Regions from separate parts of the Homo sapiens genome. Here region 2 is linked to region 1. The links are chromatin contacts, found by Hi-C or POLR2A ChIA-PET in ENCODE. All regions are on one chromosome and are shown on one strand. Each heading gives the region's core, a stretch centred on a gene start or an enhancer-like site at or near the end of the contact. The rest is flanking DNA. Distances are from core to core; before and after follow the strand shown.

Region 1 (4,494 bases), core at 1,176-3,675:
AAATATGTGTGAATGGTTGATAACCACATGAAAAAATGCTCAATTAGTCCTTAAAGAAATGCAAATTAAATTAAAACCACATTGCAGCCAGGTGCCTTGTGGCTCACGCCTGTATTCCCAGCACTTTGAGAGGCTGAGATGGGATCACCGAAGGTCAGGGGTTCCAGACCAGCCTGGCCAACATGGCAAAACCCCATCTCTACTAAAAATACAAAAATTAACCAGGTGTGGTGGCGCTCGCCTGTAATCCCAGCTACTCAGGAGGCTGAAGCTGGAGAATCGCTTGAACCCGGGAGGCGGAGGTTGCAGTGAGCCAAGATTGTGCCACTGCACTCCAGCCTGGGCTACAAAATGAGAATTTGTCTGCTAAAAAAAAAAAAAAAAAAAAAGTTTGAAGCTGGGTGTGGTGGTTCACGCCTATAATCCCAGCACTTTGGGAGGCTGAAGCAGGCGGATCACCTGAGGTCCGGAGTTCGAGACCAGCCTCACCAACGTGGAGAAACCCCATCTCTACTAAAAATACAAAATTAGCTGGGCGTGGTGGTGGGAACCTGTAACCCCAGCTACTCGGGAGGCTGAGGCGGGAGAATTGCTTGAATCCGGGAGGTGGAGGTTGTAGTGAGCTGAGATCGTGCCACTGCACTCCAGCCTGGGCAAAAACAGCGAAACTCTGTCTCAAAAAAAAAAAAAAAAAAAGTTTGAACACTGATAAATATTTGATGATATTAAGGAACTGTTCATTTTTGTAGGTGTGATGACATTTTCATAATTTTTTAAAGAGCACTGCTTTTTAGACACATGTACTGAAATACTTAGAAATACCTCTAGAATCTGGGGTGAGGCACAGATGTCACCAGAGGCATGCCTGCACGTTGCTGTGACTGGGGATGGGTACCAGTGCACCATTTCACTACTCTCCACTTTCATATGGGTTTGAACTCTTCCATAATGAAAACTTCAAGAACAGCAAAAGAGAAAAAGAGAGCAAAGAAGAAAGAAGTGTGGGCCAGGGAGAAAGGAAAAAGGAGGCAGCATTCAGCCACAGAGGGGGCAGACTCCTGAAGAAAGCCCCTCTTGGGTGGCGGGCTGGACTGTGAAAATGCTCAGGGACAGGGAGAGGCAACAGGCTGGCAGGAGCCCTGGCTGTAGCCACATCCATTAACTGACAAAACCCTAGGGCCTCAGGCAGGTTACGGCAGATGAGCATCGGTGAACCCGAGGAAGGCCCCCCAGGCCCTGTGGGCATCGGTGAACCCGAGGAAGGCCCCCCAGGCCCTGTGGGCATCGGTGAACCCGAGGAAGGCCCCCCAGGCCCTGTGGGCATCGGTGAACCCGAGGAAGGCCCCCCAGGCCCTGTGGGCATCGGTGAACCCGAGGAAGGCCCCCCAGGCCCTGTGGGCATCGGTGAACCCGAGGAAGGCCCCCTAGGCCCTGTGGTGAAGTCCAGATGCCGGGGCTGCTACCAAGCAGCAAGCACAGAACCCTCAAGGGCAGCCCTGCTGGAGATGCCAGGACACAGCTGCTCTGTTTCAGGAAAAGGATGGGGGGTGTAGCACGTGGTCAGCAAGGCTATAGCATCGCCCAGGAGGCAATCCAGAGAGCCCGAAGCACACAGGGCACCAGAGCAAGGCCCGGGCCCCCGTGGCTGGCCCTCTCGCCACTGTCAGCCAACATGCCTCATAAAGTCAGGCTCAAACAGGGCCAGCCCCAGCTAAGGGACCCCACAGTGTGGAATTCCTGAGCCAGAGACTGAGTTTCCGCTTCCCCTTCACAACGGAAGAGGCCGGGGCCATCGCCCCAATCCTAGGGCTCTGTGTGCTAGCGTGACTCTAGCCTCGGAAGTCCATCATCAACCAACTTCCTGGAGACAACTGGAGTTTATAAAACATCTCCCCACTTATCTCACAAAAGTCCTCATTCCTAAGCTCATTCCTAAGAATGTGAGAGTCTTGCTGGGTACCTGAGAGTTACCTAATCCGGAGTCCAGACTGGCCAATCTGTCCTGAAGATTCCTAAGAATTTCCACACTGAAGCTACTAATTGAACACAAAGTACCAAGTTGTTTATTCTGAAACATTAACCAAATATTTTTTAAACAAATCATTAACTAGAATAGGCCCCTTTTACATGTTACCATGTTAGAATGAACAAGAGTGAATCAAAGTATACATTTTTAAAACTCCATTTTAATTATATTTTCTTTATAATCTGTAGAACAGATGGATTTCATGTAATTGATGATTTGGGGATAGTTCTAATTCTCCAAGTCCAAAATACTCAATTCAGAGGCTTTCAAAAAAAAAAAAAAAGGTGAAACTGTGAAAAATGAGACAGCCTGCCCTTCCCTGCAAAATCCAGTAGTGGCAGAAAACCGAGCCAAGAGACATAAACCAGAGTGGCCAAAGCCAGCCAGCACCGCTCCAGCAGACGGACAATAAGTTACAGAAACACCATGGTGGAGAATCCACTCAGTCACTGGCTCCAGGGTGACTGCAGTATGAAAAACTTACTGACAAATTGCATTGTTCCTACTATGGATGTAGAAACATGATCCACTAATCTGAAAGAAAGGAAAGCAGAACAAGTTCTCCCACCACAGTCAACTAGGATCCCAGAGACTCCTCCCAGGATTCTCGAATAACACACTGTATTATGGCTTCACAGCAAAGCACCTTTCAGAACGAGAAACCGCCTTTCTGCATCTTGTTGTTACTATCATACTTGAATTATACTGTTTTCAACAAAGCTTATCTTATCAGAAACCACAGCAATAATAAGCAAAATGTTCCTAGGAGTTCCCGAAGCTATCTGTAAACTTCACACTAGATCAGCACATGGGCCAGCGTGGGCAGGGAGAGAGGCGGCTCTGGAAGCCTGGCTATACAGTATCTCCCAATGGCACTGAAGCCTGCGGCTCACCTGCCGATGGCACGGACACTTCTTTCTAAAAGCAGACGCGAAGCAGCTAAACATATACACAAAGGGCTTTCCCTGCTGTTCCCAACAAGTGCTCGTTTTGTTTTGATTTGTTGTTGTTTTTTTGTTGGTTTTTTTGTTTGTTGTTGAGATGGAGTCTCACTCCGTCGCCCAGGATGGAGTGCAGTGGTGCGGCCTCAGCTCACTACAACCTCCGCCTTCTGGTTTGGATGATTCTCCTGCCTCAGCCTCCCAAGTAGTTGCGATTACAGCTACCTTCCACCATGCCCAATCAATTTTTTAGTATTTTTAGTAGAGACAGGGTTTCACCATGTTGGGCAGGCTGGTCTTGAACTCCTGACCCCAAGTGATCTGCCCACCTCGGCCTCCCAAATTGCTGGGATTACAGGCATGAGCCACCGTGCCCAGCCTTGTTTTTCTTTTTCTTTTTCTTTTTTTTTTTTTGAGACAGGGTCTCACTCTGTCACTCAGGCTAGGGTGCAGTGGCACAATCTCAACTCACTGCAACCTCTGCCTCCCAGGTTCAAGCGATTCTCCCACCTCAGCCTCCCAAGTAGCTGTGTGTGCCGCCACACCCGGCTCATTTTTGTATTTTTGGTAGAGACAATGTTTTGCCATGTTGCCCAGGCTGGTCTCGAACTCCTGACTTCAAGTGATCCGCCCACCTTGGCCTCCCAAAGTGCTGGAATTACAGGTGTGAGCCACTCAGCCCACCTTACAGATGGGGTTTCACCATGTTGGCCAGGCTGGTCTTGAACTCCTGACCTCAGGTGATCCATCCGCCTTGGCCTCCCAAAGTGCTGGGGTTACAGGTGTGAGCGAGCCACCGTGCCCGGCCTTAATTCTTGATACTAATATCTGTTGTCCTGCACTTGAGTGGGAATCTTTCTGGTTGGTTCATTTTAACAGAGATAACTGAAGTACTCTTAGAAATGAAAGGATGTTCAATAAAATATTTGAGATGCACTTAGTATAAAGCCTGAACCAAACTAAGGCCAGGCATAATGGCTCACACCTGGCTTTCCAGCATTTTGAAATGCCAAGGCGGATGGATCACTTGAGCCCAAGAGTTCCAGACTAGCCTGGGCAACATGGTGAAACCTCATCTCTACAAAAAATTCCAAAAAATTCGTCGGTCCACGTGCCAGTAGTTCCAGCTACTTGGAAGGCTGAGGTGGGAGGATTGCCTGAGCCTGGGAGGTTGAGGCTGCAGCGAGCCATGATTGCGTCACTGCATTCCACGTGGGCGACAGAGTGAGACCCTATCTCCCAAAAAACAACAACAACAACAAAAACAGTGACAGGGAGCACCTGCTCCAGTCATATCCGATCACCCACCCAAGAATGGACTGACCACTGCTGAGTGCTTGTGAGAGTGTGCGCGGTTCTCAATTCTTTTTTTTTTTTTTTTGAGACAGAGTCGCCTCTGTTACCCAGGCTGGAGTGCAGTGGTGTGATCTCAGCTCACTGCAGCCTCCACCTCCCGGGTTCAAGCAATTCTCCTGCCTCAGCCTCCTTTGTAGATGGCATGACAGGCACGTGCCACCACGCCCGGCT
Region 2 (4,038 bases), core at 985-3,484, 45 kb before region 1:
AGGGGGTACAGGAGGTGAGGGGTGCACAAGGAGGTGAGGGGGTACAGGAGGAGATGGGAGTGCAGGAGGAGGTGAGGGGGTACAGGAAGAGGTGAGGGGGGTACAGGAGGAGGTGAGGGGGTACAGGAGGTGAGGGGTGCACAAGGAGGTGAGGGGGTACAGGAGGAGATGGGAGTGCAGGAAGAGGTGAGGGGGGTACAGGAGGAGGTGAGGGGGTACAGGAGGTGAGGGGTGCACAAGGAGGTAAGGGGGTACAGGAGGAGATGGGAGTGCAGGAGGAGGTGAGGGGGTACAGGAGGAGGTGAGGGGGGTACAGGAGGAGGTGAGGGGGTACAGGAGGAGGTGAGGGGGTACAGGAGGAGGTGAGGGGGTACAGGAGGTGAGGGGGTGCACAAGGAGGTGAGGGGGTACAGGAGGAGATGGGAGTGCAAGAGGAGGTGAGGGGGTACAGGAGGAGGTGGGGGGGTACAGGAGGAGGTGAGGGGGTACAGGAGGTGAGGGGGTACACAAGGAGGTGAGGGGGTACAGGAGGAGGTGAGGGGGTACAGGAGGTAGTGAGGGGGTACAGGAGGTAGTGAGGGGGTACAGGAGGTGGTGAGGGGGTACAGGAGGTGGTGAGGGGGTACAGGAGGAGATGAGGGGTACAGGAGGAATTGAGGGGGTACAGGAGTAAGTGAAGGGGTCACAGAAGGTGAGGGGGTGCAGAAGGTGAGACGGAGTCTCCCTCTGTCGCCCAGGCTGGAGTGCAGTCGTGCAATCTCGGCTCACTGCAACCTCCACCTCCCAGGTTCAAGTGATTCTCCTGCCTCAGCCTCCCAAATAGCTGGGATTACAGTTGCCCGCCACCATGCGTGGCTAACTTTTGTATTTTTAGTAGAGACGGGTTTTCACTATGTTGGCCAGGCTGATCTCAAACTCCTGACCTCAAGTGATCTGCCCGCCTAGGCCTCCTAATGTGCTGGGATTCCAGGCGTGAGCCACCACATCTGGCTGAAAAGCGGGTCTTGACCACGGCAAGGCTGCCTTGCCCTGGCTGCTGTCACCCATTCCATTCAAGGCCCCAGGAGAAGCCCGTTCCTCAGGCTGTTGGCTCTGCAGTAACTGCAGGGCCAGCCCTTTTCTCCCAAATCATGGGTGCCCCAGGTCGCGTCTCCATGGGCCTGGTGGACTGAATGTCTGGGTGTCCCCCAGCCCGACTCAGACACAGTGGGGGTGGGATACCCGAGGGTGCTCACTCACTGCCCAGTCCACTCCTCCCAGCTGGCCCTTCGTGCACAACAGGAAGACTCCTTTTTCTCACATGGCCACGAGACCCCTTGGGGAAACCTGCCAAAGAGCATCGGGGCTGGATGGACAGTCTGGGGAGCCCTGGAGGACATGGGGTCACCTCCGGCTGTGCTGTCCCCACCTCCCGGGGTGTCTGCAGCGGCCCTTAGGCGTGGCTGTGTTCTAAATCCCCTACTTGCCACCTACCCAGCCCTCCAGGGCCTACCTTGTCAGCAATGTCCTCCTCTGGGCCCTCCATGAGCTCGGGGGAAGGGTCCTCCAGGGCCTCCATGGTCAGGGCCCCTGACTGGTGCAGGTACCTACAGAAAAGGCACAACAACAGAGGGAAGAAAGGGAAAAACCACAGGACATGCTCCGTCAGCACAAGCACTCCCAAGTCAATCTGAAAAGCAGGCAGCAGCATTGCAGGGGACAGGTCCTCCCCTGATCTGGGTGGTGGTCTTCTCCCACTTAAAGCACTATATACAGGGGGAGGTCCCAGGCTGGACATCTTTACCAGGGGCTGGGAGAAAGCAGGCCGTGCTCTGTGGTCTCAGAGTCTTCCTGGCGCTCTTTGGAACCTGACAGAACATGACCTCAGTCCCAGCCAGCGAGTGGCAGAGAGGACTTTGTACTTGGCTGCAATAAAACATGCCCTTCTTCGCAGAGACACGAACAATCTCGTCTCTACCAGAGGCCTGTGAGACATCAGCTCAGGACCTTGACCTGCAGACACCTCCCCTGTGCACATTCTTGATCTCAGACTTTCACAGGTGCTTTCTGTGGCAGGAAGAGTGAGGGTCCCAGGAAAGGTGTGGATCCCAGAAGTCTCACTCAGTGTCACCCTCACGGACACACTGGGAAACTGGTCCGACCGAGTCCAGGAAGACAGCAGACACACGTGTCCTCTGTGGCACCAGCTCCTGTGGACACGCCCCCAGCACCGCAGGCCATGCCAGTTACTACCCGGGCCAGGCTCGGGGACACAGCCTCATGGTCCTGAGTAGACGCAAAGGCCCATAGGCTGCGGCCTTGGGGCAGGAGCTTCTCCAGGGAGTGTGAACTTAGGCGCGCAGTAAGCGCGTGCTTGTGGTCACCACGTGGTCAGATTCGCTGTGGTGAATCTGTACCAACCCAAACTTGCCGGGAGTACAGAAAACTCTCAGAGCACTCGCACAGAAGAGCCAACAGCAAAGGTGCGTGTTCAGTTCTTTATACATCCTGGGAACCTCAGTACCAAGCCAGGCTCCAGGCTGACAGCCTGATGCTCAGAACTGCGTGACCGTTAAAAAGCACTGGCCCTCTCCGAGCTTCCTTGCCTATGAAATGGGGGGACCCTCTCCCAGCCTCCTTGCCTATGAAATGGGGGGACCCTCTCCCAGCCTCCTTGCCTATGAAATGGGGGGACACTCTCCCAGACTCCTTGCCTATAAAATGGGGGGACCATCTCCCAGCTTCCTTGCCTATGAAATGGGGGATCCTCTCCGAACTTCCTTGTCTGTGAAATGGGGGGACCCTCTCTGAACTTCCTTGCCTGTGAAATGGGGGGACCCTCTCCCAGCTTCCTTGCCTATGAAATGGGGGACCTTCTCCGAACTTGTCTGTGAAATGGGGGGACCCTCTCCCAGCTTCCCTGCCTATGAAATGGGGGGAGCCTCTCTGAACTTGTCTGTGAAATGGGGGGACCCTCTCCCAGCTTCCTTGCCTGTGAAATGGGGGGACCCTCTCCCAGCTTCCTTGCCTATGAAATGGGGGACCCTCTCCCAGCTTCCTTGCCTGTGAAATGGGGGACCCTCTCCGAGCTTCCTTGCCTATGAAATGGGGGGACCCTCTCCCAGCTTCCTTGCCTATGAAATGGGGGGATCCTCTCCGAGCTTCCTTGCCTATGAAATGGGGGGACCCTCTCCCAGCTTCCTTGCCTATGAAATGGGAGACCCTCTCCGAGCTTCCTTGCCTATGAAATGGGGGGACCCTCTCCGAGTTTCCTTGCCTATGAAATGGGGGGACCCTCTCCCAGCTTCCTTGCCTATGAAATGGGGGTCTAGAGGCAACTGAGGTTTAACCAAGGTCATGCATACAAACAGCTTGGCTAGGGACGTAGCAGAGTAAGAATTCCATAAAATGTTAATATTTTTCCACTGAAAATGTCTACCAAGTGTATGAAGTTCGATTTGCTTCTCAGTACGGACTGGGCTTGAACATTTCCATCTTTTTCCCCATAAACGCTCTGAGGAGACAAGCCCTGTGAACGTGCACCAGCTGGAACACACCGGTGCCCTTCTGGGGCTCTGGGGATTTCATCAGATTCTCAAAAGCTGCTGCTGATACAGATCATGTTCTTGGCCAGTCGCTGCTCTTAAACGCCCATGACCTTGCCCCCAAACATGAGCCACTCCAGGCATGAAGCTGCAACCCAGAGCCCATCCTGAGAGGCCACGACCTGTCAGCACTTCTGAGCTGTCCTAGAGGCGTAGGCACTTCTGGGGCTGACTCGGGGACACAGCCATCCCCAGGCACCCAGCGTGCAGCCACCACACGTGGCCACCAACGTGAGGCAGAGGGTCCTCAGCATGGGTCATGCGGCTGCTTATTTATTTACTTATTTAATTTTTTTTTTTTTTTTTTTTTTTTTTTTTGCGACAGAGTCTTGCACTGTCACCTGGGCTGGAGTGCAGTGGTGCAATCTCAGCTCACTGCAACCTCTGCCTTCCGGGTTCAAGCCATTCTCCTGCCTCAGCCTCCCAGGTAGCTGGGATTACAGGCACCTGCCAC

The links. Hi-C counts contacts between places; a loop is a spot of excess contacts on that map. ChIA-PET counts read pairs that join two places held with the same protein, here RNA polymerase II (POLR2A). Pooled maps may share reads with other maps.
Region 2: a map of brain microvascular endothelial cell shows a loop between it and region 1 (4-fold over the local background). The contact joins two enhancer-like sites. A Hi-C loop is called at or near these places in 4 of 168 maps with a recorded cell type or tissue (CD8-positive, alpha-beta T cell, brain microvascular endothelial cell, endothelial cell of hepatic sinusoid and 1 more) and 1 of 50 pooled maps. POLR2A ChIA-PET finds 5 or more read pairs at or near these places in 3 of 52 experiments (AG04449, WTC11 and activated T-cell).

What each region holds. Positions count from the first base shown.
Region 1 is chr16:455,327-459,820 of GRCh38, reverse strand. The region is part of intron 1 of RAB11FIP3 (RAB11 family interacting protein 3); the gene reads right to left. Among named protein-coding and RNA genes, the nearest start is that of RAB11FIP3, 32 kb to the right of the region's middle. Within about 2 kb of position 2,425, at least 9 of the 41 ENCODE cell types and tissues checked have a DNase peak (open chromatin) inside an H3K27ac peak, as active enhancers do.
Region 2 is chr16:500,552-504,589 of GRCh38, reverse strand. It overlaps RAB11FIP3 (RAB11 family interacting protein 3), which reads right to left. Exons shown (of 14, transcript NM_014700.4): 7 at 1,493-1,586. Among named protein-coding and RNA genes, the nearest start is that of LINC00235, 25 kb to the left of the region's middle. Within about 2 kb of position 2,234, at least 3 of the 41 ENCODE cell types and tissues checked have a DNase peak (open chromatin) inside an H3K27ac peak, as active enhancers do.